Linked DNA regions of Mus musculus: region 2 is linked to region 1. A link is a loop called in an ENCODE intact Hi-C map of the cell type or tissue named here. Cell type or tissue: gastrocnemius. All regions are shown on one strand. Region 1 overlaps Magt1 (magnesium transporter 1). Region 2 overlaps Atrx (ATRX, chromatin remodeler).

The links. A loop is a pair of places that touch in the nucleus more often than their neighbours do. Peaks named below come from ENCODE experiments on the same cell type or tissue, not always from the same donor. Only the 100,000 strongest peaks of a DNase experiment are listed, where the experiment ranks them.
Region 2: it touches region 1 in a loop (8-fold over the local background); 6 of 42 quality-filtered maps call a loop at or near these places.

Annotation. Positions count from the first base shown.
Region 1 is chrX:105,987,729-105,995,728 of GRCm38, reverse strand. It overlaps Magt1 (magnesium transporter 1), which reads left to right. Exons shown (of 10, transcript NM_001190409.2): 3 at 3,214-3,331; 4 at 6,199-6,339; 5 at 6,618-6,758. Among named protein-coding and RNA genes, the nearest start is that of Magt1, 20 kb to the left of the region's middle. In gastrocnemius, no CTCF peak of the experiment used is centred here; no DNase peak of the experiment used is centred here.
Region 2 is chrX:105,915,143-105,923,142 of GRCm38, reverse strand. The region is part of intron 1 of Atrx (ATRX, chromatin remodeler); the gene reads left to right. Among named protein-coding and RNA genes, the nearest start is that of Atrx, 10 kb to the left of the region's middle. In gastrocnemius, a CTCF peak has its summit at 1,525 (motif pointing left); DNase peaks (open chromatin) are centred at 1,514 and 3,870.

The sequences.
Region 1 (8,000 bases):
TTCATTTGTATTGTTTAAAGATGTTTTTATATGTATCTGTGTGGAAGTATGTGCACATGAGTGCGGGTTCTCTCAGCGGCCAGAGGCATCAGATACCCTAGAGCTGGAGTTAGGTGGTTGAGAGCTACCTGATACGGGTGTTGAGAAGCAAACTCGGGGCCTCTGCAAGAGCAGTGCATTCTCTTAACTGCTAGAGCCATCTTTCCAGCCCCTTAGTTTCCATGTTAATTATGTCTATGTGGAGAGGAAAGGGTACTGAAATAGTGTAAAAATTCCTTTCAGAGGCTGATGAATTGACTCAGAGGAGTTGCCATGTGAATATAGGTGCCCACGGAGGTCAGATACACCCATTACAGGTGATTGTGAGCTGTCTGATGGGAGTGCTTACAACCAAACTCAGATCTTCTGCCAGAGCGGCATAGGCTCTTAAGAGCTGAGTCATCTCTCTAGCCCTTTAAATGTAATCTTTAAAACTTGCATATGTATGAGTGTTTTGCCTGTGTGTATGTCTGTGTACCATTTGAATGAAGGGCCCACAGAGATCAGAAGAGAGTACCAGGTCTCCTGGAGATGGAGTTACAGGCAGTTGTGAACCTCCATGTGAATGCTAGGAAGTGAACCCAGATCCTCTAGAACAGCAAACGGTACTCTTAACCACTGAGCATCTTTCCAACGTCAACCCTTATAAAATATTTAGAAGAGGTATAAAGGGAACTGAATAGGAGAGAACACATAGTGGACCCTTTTAACTATGTGTGTCCACTAAGAAATATTTGCTGAGGTGTTAGTGTGCCATTGGACTGTAGACTAGTTGACTGCATGCCACCATCAAGTCATAGCACAACCACAGCCTTCCCCTCCAAATAACTTTTCTCATCAGGACTATGGTAAACAATGCCAGGTTTGAATATTTATGCTGTAAATTTGTTCATTATGGTCCTATAGTTGATGTGTGTACCACTCAATTCTTCCTTAAACGTTCAAAAACATTTTTGAATTGAAGAATGGGATACTGAACAAAATTTCTAAAATATGGATGGAGAATAGATTAGTAAATGTCAAATTGAAATAGGCTCTAGGATGCCAGGCATTGGTGGTGCACACCTTTAATTTCAACAGTCCGGAGGCAGAGGGAGGTGGATTTGAGTGAGTTCTAGGACAGCCAGGGCTCATGTCTTGAAAAACAAAAACAAAAAACAAAACAAAGCAAAAACCAAGAAATAGGTCGGGCGTAGTGGCGCATACCTTTAATCCCAGCACTCAGGAGGCAGAGGCAGGCGGATTTCTGAGTTCGAGGCCAGCCTGGTCTACAGAGTAAGTTCCAGGACAACCAGGGCTACACAGAGAAACCCTGTCTCAAAAAACAAAACAAAACAAAAAAAACAAACAAAAGAACAAAACAAAAAACAGATAAATAGGCTCAAGATCTAATCTCCAGCACTAAAATATAAACATAAACAGAAGAGGATGGAGGTTAACGTTTATCATAAATAAAGAAAATGTTTTCTAGCAGAATAATAATTAAAAAATAAAACAGCAACACCAGAACTCCAAAGCTTCCTTTGATAAATAGGTATAAGTTAATCATGTATGTTACTTAAACCCCCAAAGGATTAAAATAAAATAAGATAAAGACATATATATGAGAAATATGTAAATTAGCCAGTCTTCAAAACGTAAGCATATAGTAAAAATAAAAAATTCAAGGATAACTCAGGGTTTAACTCGAGTCTCTAGAGTTTTGTTGTCTTTCATTCTTATATTTCATCTGATTGTATTTTTACTTACCAACTATCATCTGTGCTTCTCTCTTTCTCTGTCTGTCTGTCTGTCTATCTGTGTGTGTGTGTGTGTGTGTGTGTGTGTGTGTGTGTGTTCATAACTGTGCAGGTACATGTGTGTGCTTCAGTGTAGAGGCCATAAGACAGTCGTTGGTGTCATCTTCAGAAATGCTGTCTACCGTATCCTTTGAAACACTGGAGCACACTGATTAGGCTAGGGTAGCTATCCAGCCAGCCCAGGGCATCCACTTGTCTCTGCCTCCTGAGTACTGCAATTTCACTGTACACCACCACTCTTGCCTTCTTTTAACATGGCATGTGGAAAGTAAACTCATGTCCTCCATACTTTCAGGGCAAGCATTTTACTGACCCAGTCAGCTCTCCAGCCTCCCTATTTTATTTAATTTTTAAGATTTTTGAGACATGATCTCACTGTGTAGCCCTTGGCTCTTCTGAGACTTACTATAGCAGCAGGCAGGCTTTTAACTTTGGCAGTCCTCCTGTCTTTGCCTTCTGAGTGCTGGTCTTAAAGCCTGTGCCAACATCTCTCTCTGGCTACATACTTTAGATTTTTAAGGTAGGCTGTTAGATCTTTGTCCGATAACTTAGGGCCCCCAAATTATTGAGAGTGTGGGGTATAGATGAGTATTAGAATCCCTGCCTTGACTGTGTGGGACTCCATTCAATCCCTAGTGCCAGAACCAAACAACGTGTAGATACTGGGTATTGTCAGATATGCTCGCAATCCTTCCTGCTGAGGAGGCTGAGGCAGGAGCATTTGAGACCAGTACTTTGAGTCCAGGCTGAGCACCATAGCCAGTCCCTATTTTTAAAACTCAGGCTAGAGAGATAGCACAACATTTAAGAGCCCATTACTGCTCTTTCAGAGTTCAGTCCCAAGAACCCATGCTGGACAGTTCACAACCTACCCATAACCAGCTCCAGGTGGATCTGATGCTTCTGGCCTCAATGGGCATTGGCACTCACATACATATGCCCACACACAGACATACAAATAAATGAAAATCACTAAAGGGAGGAAAATCCCCACAACTTACAGAGGATATTAGCTGGATTTTTTTCAGTGACCACCAAAAATGTTCGGAGCCAGGCACTCAGGAGGCAGAGGCCAGCCTGGTCTACAGAGGATGTGCCAGGACAGCCAGGGCTGCAAATAAAGTCTGAAACAAAATCAGGCAATTACTAATTCCTGGTGAGCTCTCCAACACTTAGATACAAGGAGGGCTTCTCTTATACTTAAAGTGTATTCTAACCTTATCAGCTATACTTGACTTTCTTGCCAATCATTTTAATTATTTCTTTCACTAAAATTTGCTGTTACTTAATTAGGTTTTGTTTTGCTGCTGATAAGCTGGTTTGCTTTTTAAAATGGTTTCCTATGTTTTTCCCCCACCAATCTGATTGAATTCAGGCAAGCTGATGAAGAATTCCAGATTTTGGCAAATTCTTGGCGATACTCCAATGCATTTACCAACAGGATATTTTTTGCCATGGTGGATTTTGATGAAGGCTCAGATGTATTTCAAATGGTAAGCTGTTTGGTTTCTTTTATGAATAAAAGTACAGCATGAATAAAGTACAGATAAAGCAAAATGTTTTTAATGATTCCAAGAAGTTAACTAGTAGTGCCGGAGAGATGGGTACTTGGTTAAGTGCTCTTGTTCCTTTTGCAGAGGACTGCAGGTTTGGTTCCCAGCACCCACACAGTGACTCAAAACCATCCATAACTCCAGTTCCAGGGGTCTGATGCTTTTTTCTTGCTTTCATGGGCACCAGGCATACATATAGTGCACATACATGGATGCAGACAAAATACTCATACACATAAAATAAGTCTAAAAATATTTTTAAGAAGTAAAATAGGAATATGTTAATGTAAGAGCTAAAGTATTAAACTAAAAGCAAAATATGCCTATTATTTTAAATATTTATTTATTTTATTTAAATGAGTACACTATAGCTGTCTTCAGACACACCAGAATTCAGTATTGGATCCCATTACAGATGGTTGTGAGCCACCATGTGGTTGCTGAGAATTGACCTTAGGACCTCAGAAACAGCACTCAGTGCTCTTAACCGCTGAGCCATCTGTCCAGTCCCAAAATATGCATAAGTAAAAAGAGTGATAACCCATGCCAGCCTAACTAGAGTACCGAAATTGGGCAGTAGGCAAGTAATATTCACACAGTTGTAAATTTGTTGTTGTGTGATGTAGTCTGTGGTGTAGCATAGACTGGATCCTCAAACTTCTAATCCTTCCTCCATCTCCCAAGTGTTGGGATTCTAGGTGTTCATCACCCTACCTAATAACTTATACATACATACATACTCACACACATGAATGTGTGTGAGCATGTATGTGTGTAAAGCAGAGGACTTTGTTGAATATAGAAAAATATGTGATCAGTGACACCCTCTACATAGTAGCAGTTTAAGCAGAAGTGGGGCAGGAGAAAGAAGTATGTATAATTAAACAGCCAAGCCAAGGCTATTTGTCTAATCATTGTCTCAGTTCTGGTTCATCAAGATGGCCAATGCAAAGTCAACAAAGCCTAATGAGATTAATCAGGTTCCCCGAGATCACCTCTACTCCAAATGTAGCCTTATCTTCGGTATAATTATCTTATTTGGAGGAGGGAATGTTGTCCTTCAGGAAATCCGACCTATACATATTCTTACTGTAAACATATAAAAAACAAGCCAGGCACAGTAACTTGTACATAAACTCCCAGCATTTGGGAGGTGACTATGCTGGAATTCACTCTGTAGACCAGGATGACTTCCAACTCAGAAAAATCTGCCTGCCTCTGCTTCCCCAGTGTTGGGATTAAAGGTGTGTGACCCCATGCCTGTTTTTTATTTGTCTTTTTTTGTTTGGTTGGTTTGGTTTGGTTTGGTTTTTTGAGACAGAGTTTCTCTGTATAGCCCTGGCTGTCCTGGAACTTACTCTGTAGACCAGGCTGGCCTCGAACTCAGAAATCTGCCTGCCTCTGCCTCCCGAGTGCTGGGATTAAAGGTGTGCACCACCATTGCCTGGCTTTATTTGTTTTAAGACAGGGTCTCTCTAAATTGTCTAAGCTTGTGTGAACTCCGTGTATTGCTCAAACAGTCCTTTAACCTGGACTTTTCCCATGTTAGTATCATGAGCTTGTTAGAGCTATAGAAGATAATTTTAGCTGTCGTGAATGTATGCTTTTTTTTTTATTAGAATAAGGAACAACCTAAAATAACTGGTATGGAAATGGAAAAAGTGTGATTATTACAGTCACAGGTAACCATGTGTTTGATAGCATGCTTCATAACTCTCCTTAGACAAATCATTTCAGCTGTATAATTATGGTCTTATGTCTGTGAAAGCCTAAATTTCTATCCGGCATGGTGATGTGTGATTTTAATCCTAGCACTCAGGAAGCAGACACAGGAGGATTACTGCAAGTTCAAGGCTAGCCTGGGTGGCTCGGCAAGTCTGTTTCAAAAAAGGCCTAAATTTTAGAATTATTTTTTGCCACTAAGATTATTTTCTTGGAGGTGGGCTCAGCTGTACGATGCCAGTCACAGACATGGGCATACTGGGCATGTGATACAGAATGAAAGCGGGGTCAACAGAATAAAGGAGGATGTGGGTCATCAGGGTGTTTCAAGAAAGGAGGGCAGTAGGGAGGGGGTGTCCTTAGAGTTTCTAGGACATCTGGAGTGCATGTTTGTGTAGACTGCCCTGGCCTTGGGGCCCTAGAGAGTCTCATGAGGTTGGGAGCGGAATCTACTGTTTGCATATTTCTTTTCCTTAATCGCTGTGGTGCAGAACCGCATCTTCAGATACTTGCAAAATAGAATTTGAATTCATGTGTGCCTGTATGAGCAAGTGAATATTCGGATAGAGGGCTGATTATTGGCTTTGATAAGTGCACGAACCTCAAATTAGATGATGCAGAAGAGGTTCATTCTAAAACAAAGTCAGGAAAACAACTGGGTCGGATCGTGCTAAAAGGAGATAATACTACTCTGCTCCAAAGTGTTTCCAACTAGCAACGGTCCAGCATGGGAGACGCTGAGAAGGCAGTTCAGTGTATTTAAAGATGTCTTCTAAGCCGTGTGTGGTGGCGCACGCCTTTAATCCCAGCACTTGGGAGGCAGAGGCAGGCCGATCTCGGAGTTCGAGGCCAGCCTGGTCTACAGAGTGAGTTCCAGGACAGCCAGGGTTATACAGAGAAACCCTGTCTCAAAAAAAAAGACAAAAAAACAAACAAAGATGTCTTCTGCTGGGAGCTACATTTATTCATCTTGTTCTTGTGGCACGTTATCATTAGGTGACAATAAATGCTGTGAGATTGTTTTTGTTACAAAAAAGATTATTTTCTTGGTAACTTAACATTTTCATGGACTACTCTTTATTCAGCTAAACATGAATTCAGCTCCAACTTTCATCAACTTTCCTCCGAAAGGAAAACCCAAAAGGGCTGATACATATGAGTTGCAGGTGCGAGGGTTTTCAGCTGAGCAGATTGCCCGGTGGATTGCAGACAGAACTGATGTCAACGTAAGTCTCCCTGCTTTACAGAAAGTGATTTTTTTTCATTGTCTTTGAATCTTACCTGGGGATCATAGCTGGTCTTGTCTTCATATCATTGATGTGGAATAATTTAGCAGCTCTTAGATGTTATTTCTAGGATGTAGTTTAGACTGTTTGATTGGATTAAAATAGAGGAAAGAGGTATTTTTCCCTAAAATTACATTTTGCCTGCTTTCATTTCATTATTAATTACAAAATAAATACATTTTATACTTTAACATGTTTTTCTATATCCTTTCCACTAGATTAGAGTAATTAGACCTCCAAATTATGCTGGACCCCTAATGTTGGGACTGCTGCTGGCTGTTATTGGTGGACTTGTGTATCTGCGAAGAAGCAATATGGAGTTCCTCTTTAATAAAACTGGATGGGCTTTTGCAGCTTTGGTAAGTAAATTGAAGAAGAAAAATAGAACAGAAAAGAACCTAATAATCTATTTCTTTTTTATTTTTTATTTATTTATTTTCCTTTGGTTTTTCCTAGGCAGGGTTTCTTTGTGTAGCCTTGGCTGTCCTGGCACTCTGTAGACCAGGCTGACATTTTTTTTAAAGATTTATTTATTATTATAATGAAGTACACTACAGTGGCCTTCACACACACCAGAAGAGGGCATCAGATCTCATTACAGATGGTTATAAGGCACCATGTGGTTGCTGGGATTTGAACTCAGGACCTTCGGAAGAGCCTTCACTTCTCTTACCTGCTGAGCCATCTCTCCAGCTCCCCAGGCTGGCTTTTGAACTCATAGAGATCTACCTGCCTCTGCCTCTTGAGTGCTGGGATTAAAGGTGTGCACCACTATCATCTGAATTTTGTTATTTTTTTTTAATTTTACTCATTTTTATTGAATTTTATTTATTTTACATCTCTATGGCTGTTTCTCCTTCCTCTTCTCTTCCTAGCCCCTCCCACTCCACCTCTCCTCTCTGCCCCACCCCTGTATCCATTCCTCCTCCCATTCTTTTCAGAAAAGGGCTGACTTTAATGACTATCAAGGAGCCATGACATAGCAAGTTGCAGTAAGACTAGGCTAGACAAGACAACTCAGTAGGAGGAAAGAGTCCCAAAGGAAGGCAACAGAATCAGAAGAAGACCAAGCTAGATCAGGCCCATGCAGGTTCCCTGTCTTTTGGTTGTCTCTGTAAGCCCCAGTGGGCCTAGTTGATTCTGTGGGTTTTCTTGTGTCCTTGACCCCTCTGGCTCCTACAATCCTTCCTCCCCTCTTCTGCAGGACTCCCTAAGTACTGCTTAATACTTGGCTGTGGGTTTCTGCATCTGTTTCTATCAGTTCCTGGATGAAGTCTCTCTGATGACAATGGGCTAGACACCAATTTATCAGTGTAGCAGAATATCATTAGGAGTTAATTCGTTGCCCTTTCCCATTCCTGCTTAGTTCTATCCTAGGCCTCTGTGCTCTCCATCCTCTGGGTGCTGGCTCTCCAGGCAGTGTCATGGGTGAGCTCCCTCTCATGGCATGGGCCTCAAGCTGGACCAGTCGTTGGTTGGCCACTCCCACAACTTCTGTGTCACCTTTACCACAGTACATCTTGTATGCAGAACAAGTTGTGTGTAGGTCAAAGGTTTATGGCTGGTTTGGTGTCCCAGTACCTCCACTGGAAGTCTGGACT
Region 2 (8,000 bases), 73 kb after region 1:
AATAGCACATTTGCATAGTGGGTTCCAGCAATGGCCAGGGTGACTTTCTTTGAATGAATACTCTTTGAACCCAGGAAGTGGGTGGGTGGAGGGATGTCGCTATCTGTTTTATGATTAGCATACCTTGGACCATTGAGCCACAAAGATCACATTCCCAAGCCTGGGCCCAAAGGCCTAGAATTTTGTTTTTACTACTCTTTTAATTTAATTCCAGGAATGTCTTAAAATATGCAGTATAACCCTTGTAAATAACCATTTATGTAGGCCCGATGGTGGGCTTCCAGAGGCAGAGGCAGAGTCAGGTGGATCTCTGAGTTAGAGATTGGCCTGGTCTACAAAGTGAGTTCCAGACAGCCAAGACTACACTGAGAAACCTTGTCTTGGGGGGGGGGGGCTGGAAAGTCCCAAAAGACAAAAAAAATCACATATATAGATGTAGTATGTTACTAAACTACTGCCCTGATTATTGTTGTGGATGAATTTCATGGGGGGGGGGTGTCTTAGTTAGGGTTTTATGGCTGTGAACAGACATCATGACCAAGACAAGGCAAGTCTTATAAAACAACATTTAATTGGGGCTGGCTTACAGGTTCAGAGGTTCAGTCCATTATCATTAAGGCATGGCAATATCCAGGCAGGCATGGTGCAGGTAGAGCTGAGAGTTCTATGTCTTCATCCAAAGGCTGCTAGTGGAAGACTGACTCCTAGGGAACTAGGGTGAGGATCTTAAGCCCATACCCACAGTGACACAGCTACTCCAACCAGGTCACACCTCCAAATGGTGCCACTCCTTGGCCCAAGAATATACAAACCATCACAGGGGGTATTAAGGGTGAAGTGTTACTAGTCTCTCTGGTCATAATGGTCAAATTTATAGAAAAGTAACCAATAGGCAGTGCTTGAGCCAAGCCCACAGTACCCAAACTATCAATCTCAGGCCCATTTTCTTCATTGCTTCACCCTTTCTGGCTTGATTATCTTTTAATGTGAAACAGATATAATGTGCACAGCTCTACTTTATCATTAATTTGTATTTTTTGGGGTAGCAATTCCAGATATTTTTCTTAATTCAAATTTTCTAAGTAGGAGAAAAGCTTACTTCTAATTTTTTTACTTGTGTTTAAAACAAACAAACAAACAAAAAACAAAACAAGAAATATTCTAGGGCTCTGTGGTAGAAAAATGCCCAATATTGGCAAGAGCCAGGAATATTTAAAAGGTGACTTGGCTAAATTATATGCTGAATAATCAGTGTCTTACCTACCTTTAAGAGCTTTCCTTTCCTTTCCTTTCCTTTCCTTTCCTTTCCTTTCCTTTCCTTTCCTTTCCTTTCCTTTCCTTTCCTTTCCTTTCCTTTCCTTTCCTTTCCTTTCCTTTCCTTTCCTTTCCTTTCCTAATTATTGGGCTGGAGAGATGGCTCAGTGGTACACTGACTGGCTCTTCCAAAGGTCCTGAGTTCAAATCCCAGCAACCACATGGTGATTCACAAGGATCTGTAGTGGGATCTGGTGCCCTCTTCTGGTGGGTTTGAAAACAGCAGCAGTGTATTTGATGTATGTGAGTACACTGTGGCTGTCTTCAGACACATCAGAAGAGGGTGTCAGATCCCATTAGAGATGTTTGTGAGCCACCATGTGGTTACTAAGCCACCGATGAGGTTACTCCCCATCCTGACCCAGCTTTCAATGTAATCGGAATAATAGACTCCTCACTTTTGGCTTAATGATTTCTTTAACATTTGTTGTTGTTCATTTGTTTTGTTTAGTTTTGTTTTCTCAAGACAGGGTTTCTCCCTGTGGTCTTGATTGTCCTGGAATTTGCTCTGTAGACCATGCTGACCTCAAATTCAGATCCACCTGAATCCAGAGTTCTGGGATTGAAGAAATGCACCTTTGTTTCCAGAGTTCTAGGATTGAAGAAATGCACCACTGCCCCCTGCCTAAACTTTTTTTTTTTTAATTTTGATATTGTTTTGGTTGGCTGTTTTATTTTATGGCATTGGATTGTTTCAAGTGTTTGACACTATGAAAAAATCAACATCTGATCAACTAAAACTTGTATATAAAGATCTTGGTATAGAGAGAGTTGATGGTACAGAGATTTGATGGGACTTCTCAGTCTAATCCTTATGGCAACTGATTATTTGAAATGCTGACAGTTCAATATTCTTTTATTCCCTTCCACCCAGTCTTGGGGTTGGGGATCCAGCCAAGGGCTTTGTGTATGCTAGGCAAGCACTCTACCACTGAATTCCATCCCAGCTGTTACTGTCTGTCTGTCTGTCTTTCTTTTTGTCTTTCTTTCTTTCTTTCAGTAGGAAGCTTATTTAATTAAACAAGGTGCTTTATGTGAAAGAACTGTCTAGGATTCATTTTCTTTCTTTTTGGTTTTTCAAGACAGGGTTTCTCTGTATAGTCCTGGCTGTCCCAGAACTCACTTTGTAGACCAGGCTGGCCTCGAACTCAAAAATCTGCCTGCCTGTCTCTGCCTCCTGAGTGCTGGGATTAAAGGTGTGTGCCACCACCGCCTGGCCTTTGTGTGTGTGTGTTATTTTCTTAAGTTCCTTCTGGAGCTGAGGACTAAACCCCCAGGGTCTTGAACTTGCCTAGCAAGAGCTCTACCACTGAGCTAAATCCCTGACCCCAGTTCATTTTTTTCTTTTTTTTTTTTTTTTAATTTTTTTTTTAAGATTTATTTATTTATTATATGTAAATACACTGTAGCTGTCTTCAGACACTCCTGACAGATGGTTGTGAGCCACCATGTGGTTGCTGGGATTTGAACTCTGGACCTTCGGAAGAGCAGTCGGGTGCTCTTACCCACTGAGCCATCTCACCAGCCCAGATTTATGTATTTATTTTATGTATATGAGTGCACTGTAGCTGTCTTTAGACACACCATAAGAGGGTATCGGATCCCATTACAGATGGTTGTGAGCCACCATGTGGTTGCTGGGAATTGAACTCAGAACCTCTGGAAGAACAGTCAGTGCTCTTAACCACTGAACCATCTCTTCAGCCCTCATTTTTTTCTAAGAGTGATTTACCACTACTAAAAGATACATTGCCATACATGTAGCTGCTATATAAAAAAAGTTAGGAAATTGTCCTTGGTTTTACAATGACAAAGGAAAATAAGTAGCCAGGTGGTGGTGTCACATGCCTGTTAGTCCCAGCACCTAGGAGGCAGAGGCAGGTGGATTTCTGTGAGTTTGAGGGCAGTCTGGTCAACAGAGTTAGTTTCAGGATAGCTAGGAATACACAAAGAAAATCTGTCTTGAAAAAAGACCATTTTTTTTTTTTTACAGCTGAACAAAGTATGTAAGGAGTTTTATGCTGTTGGGTTTATTTGTTCCTGGACTATAAAAGAGTGGACTAAGCAGGTCACTAAGGGAGAAATGGGGGGATCTTTTCTCAGGACCAGTACCTTCCTCCAGACAATCTCCATTTGAAGTTGGCCAAAACAGAAGATTGGCGATTCAGTTTGAAGGAAAGAAGCCCAATATGCTTGTCCATGGGCACCAATTGCTTTCTGTACATACAGGAAAGGAGCAGGGAAGGGGAGGGGAAGAACGGAGAAAGAAAACTTCCGGTCAGAGTGTGCTGGGACTAAATCATGGCTTTCTATTGAAGAATATGTTTTTGGTCTATAACACAATCCTGGGGTAAAATAGCAGCTTCCCTTTTAGTAGACAGCTCCTGTCTGCTGCTGGAATGAATGAATCCTCTGGTCATCTTCCATTTCTAACAGTTGTGTCTGCTTCATTGATTGATTGTCTATTGCCAGGAGCTCATCTGCCTCACTGGCAAACTCTCTTGTTGCTAATAGGCTTTCCTTAATTCACCAAGGGCCATAGGCCTCCGGTTTGCACTGCACCACAGAAGCAGCCTGCCCTAGACCACCTTCAGGTTAACATAGTTCTTGTTCTTAGGCTTGACTCCTTCCTTGGCTTTCTCCTCTGACATGGTGAGAGCCAAGAAACCCAAGTCCACTCTGAAGGAACACACAAGCAGTACCAGGGTTGGCAGAAGGAGGTGGCACTGATGGACCACAAAACCTATTTATTTATTTTTATATTCTGTTTTGTATTGTTACTTTTAATAGTGTGCATGTGTGTGTGTATGTATCACCTGATGTGCTAGGATTTGAACTCAGGTCTTCTGGAAGAGCAACAAATGATCCTTATAACGAATGATCCATCTTGCCACCCCAGTCCCCATTTTAGACATGGTCTCCACTGTGTAACTCTGGGTGGCTTAAATCTTGCTATGTAGATCAGGTTGTTGTCAAACTCAAAGAGATCTCCCTACCTCTGTTTTTCAAGTGCTGGGATTAAATACATGTGCTACCACACTGTCTAGTCTTAAAGTAGAAGTTGTCTGAATTGAGAGATGTTAGTTAACATCTTAGAAAGTGTCTGGTAGGGTGATATTACCAAGCAACTGTATGATAAGCCAATAATTTAACTACACTATCTGGGCAATATTTGTGTGTGTGTGTGTGTGTGTGTGTGTGTATTTCAACTGAGTGAGACACTGCCTCAAAATGAAAAAGTAAAACAAGGGCTGTAAGTATAGGGTAAGTGGTATAGTCATTGTGTAGCATGAATGAGGAGGCTCTGAGGATTCAATCTCTAGTACTGCAAAACATTTGTGATCCTAATTTTTCAGACACTGGTTTCATGTGGTCTAATCAGACTCCTATACTCTCTCTCTCTCTCTTTTTTTTTTTTTTTTGGTTTTTCGAGACAGGGTTTCTCTGTATAGCGCTGGCTGTCCTGGAAATCACTTTGTAGACCAGGCTGGCCTCGAACTCAGAGATCCACCTGCCTCTGCCTCCCGAGTGCTGGGATTAAAGGCGTGCGCCACCACGCCCGGCTTCTCTCTCTCTCTCTTTTTTTTGTTGTTGTTGTTTTTGTTTTTCAAGACAGGGTTTCTCTGTATAGCCCTGGCTGCCCTGGAACTCACTCTGTAGACCAGGCTGGCCTCGAACTCAGAAATTCGCCTGCCTCTGTCTCCTAAATGCTGGGATTAAAGGTGTGCGCCACCATGCCTGGCTATGACTCCTTGAACTCTTAATTTTCCTGTCTTCTCCTAAGAGCTGTGGTTGTTCGTATTCAACTTTAACCCTGATTTCCTGATTTTGATCAGATTAACCTTTTATATAGTTGGTCATGAGACTGTCAGTTATATATATTGTAGTTTTCTGTAGGTGAGTACATGCAGTGTGTGTGTGTGTGTGTGTGTGTGTATGAATGAATGAATGAATGGTTTCCGCTGCATGTGGTGGTGCATGTCTGTCTAATCCCAGTTACTTCAAGACTGAGGCAAGAGGATTATGAGTTCTAGACAAACCTGTGCAACACGGCAAGAATCTGTCTCAAAAAGCAAAACAACAAAACAGTATTTTTGGCCGGGCAGTGGTGGCCTACCTCCTTAATCCCAGCACTTGGGAGGCAGAGGCAGGCGGATCTCTTGAGTTTGGGGCCAGCCTGGTCTACAGAGTAAGCTTTAAGAGAGCCAGGGCTCCACAAACCCTGCCTTGAAAAAACGAAAAGGGGGCTCTGCTTATAGAATTGCATTTTATTTGCTTTTTGGGTTGTAGGGAGAAGGGCAGTGCTAGGGGAAGTTTGCTTATTCAATGTACACACATCATTTTTGCTCTGAAACGTCGAGGATTGTATGCAGATGTTTGGTTGCTGATGTGCTAGGCATTCTGTATACACACACACACACACACACACACACACGTGCAGACATTTGTTGTGGAGAGTAACCATTTTGCTTGAAAGTTGCTCATTTTGTTTGGCTCTAGACTTTGTTCTACTTTAGATCTATTGTATTTTTGTCTTTTTGTGGTTGAAATGATAACTCTGAAAAGACCTATTATTACTATAGCCAGTTCTTCTTACCTGGGGAAAGATTTTCTTGCCCTGGAAAAAGTTCTTTGAGATTTGCCCCGTAGCTGCTATTTTCACATCCTGATTCCTGAGAAGTCTGTTTTGGCTTAAAATAGTCATCCCTGTTCCTGGTATCTTCAACCCGCTATCTCTTGTTCCTCATAATTTTTGTTGAGAGTATTACTGTTATGATCAATAACCTACACCGTATTTTGGGAGAAGGCCTTGCCAGTTCATCTAATAATACTTGAGTGTCAGTGAAGAGCAAAGCTGGGCGCTGTTATCCCTTCATTCCACCACTCCCCAACCACTCACTCTCCACTCCATCCTCCTTCAGCAAGATGGCTCACTAAGTAAAGGTGTATGCCACCAAGCCTGAATTTTGCCCCTGAAATGCACACGGTGGAAGGAGAGAACTGACTTACAAGCTTCCTATAGCTCACTATAGCTCATGTCACCTCCCCAGGACTACAGGGTTTCCTCTGCAGAGTCAGAGGTCAGCACTCTGTGTGTGATCTAGCTACCAATTTGGGGCCCTTATTTATTTGTTTTTTTAATGTAAAGTTCTATTGGAACTTACCAAAGCCTGTTTGCTTATGCCACCTAGCTGCTTTTTTTTTTTGTAGCAACTACAAAAATCACTTTGGAGTTGCAGAGTTGAATAGTTGCCTCTTATGGTCTGCAAAGCCTAAAGGAAGTGTTCTCTGGCCTTTATAGAAAGTTCACTGGTTTGTTCACTAAGTAAATGTAGGAAAACCACCCCCAGCCTAGTAGAGTTCATAAAAAATACATGCATAAACATGTACTCAGGCCAAACAATTATTAGCTACCTCAGCTCACCATGTTAGGAGCCACACCTAAGTGCATCTTAACAGTTTTCCATTCAGTTTCTACAGCTTTCCTTCTGTCGTTTTGCAGTAATTCACAAGCTGCAAATGTTTGTTTTGAGACAGTCTTACTTTGTAGGGAAAGGAGGTCTGAACCTCACCTTACAAAGTCCATTCTGGACTTAAGCGTGTCCTGATCCTCAAGTGAGTGTAAACTATGGTATGTGCTACCATACCCGGCTTAGAAACTGCTGCTCTTCTGAGGCCCACTTCCACAGGCAAATTTCAGGTCTGTTTCCAAGGCACAGTGGCATACTTACGTGTTTGTACATTTCTGGATCGTGTGTAAAATTGCTATCATTTTGGAGTTGGAAAGATGGCTTTGTGGTTAAGAGCACTGGCTGCTCTTCCAGAGGACCCAGGTTCAAACCCTAGCACCCACATGCAGTTCACAACTGTCTGTATGCTCATCATGCCTTCTGGCTTCTGCAACATTGCTCAAGTAAGGTGCATAGACATACATCCACGAAACATTGCATATGTAGGATAAAGGGAAAAAGCCTGCTATTGTTCCTTCCTTCCTTATTTATTTATTTAGGGGTCTTGCTTTGTAGTTCAGCCTTCCTTCACCACCTTCCACTCTTCAGTTTGCTTGCTTGTTTAGACAGGGCCTCACTCTGTAGTCCAGTCTACTTTGTCACCATCCCTTCCTGGTGCTAGGATTATATAGGCATGAGCCACCACACACAGGATTTTCATCTCAGCGCCAGTACTTTCAGGAACTCATTTGTTATATTATTGGACTTATTGTTGTAAAAAGCACTGATTCATTAGGTATTTTAGGAGTATTGTGAAAATCAAGGAAATTAGTTGGCTATAAAGCAGATTAGTGTCAGACATACTAATTTCTCATATTATTACTGATTATTGTTGCCATGTACCAGAAAATGTTCTAAATACACTGACCCAGATGGATAGGAACACTGTCCCACAGAGTTTATATTGTTCTTTTACAAATCTCTTAGGATATGCCCATCAAATTGCCATTTGAACAGTTATGTTTAATACCTGCAGACTTGTGCTCCTGCCAGAACCTTTCTTTCTTTTTTTTCTACAGTGAGTGATGGAAACTGTGGGCTCAAATTGTTAAGCCTGCTGGAAATAAGTGACTGTTGAATGCTCAGCCTATGTGGTACTTGTATATCACTTTCTGTAAGTCTTAGAGAATATTACAGAACAGGGGTGCACAGAATGTAAGAAATAGAAGTAGTAGC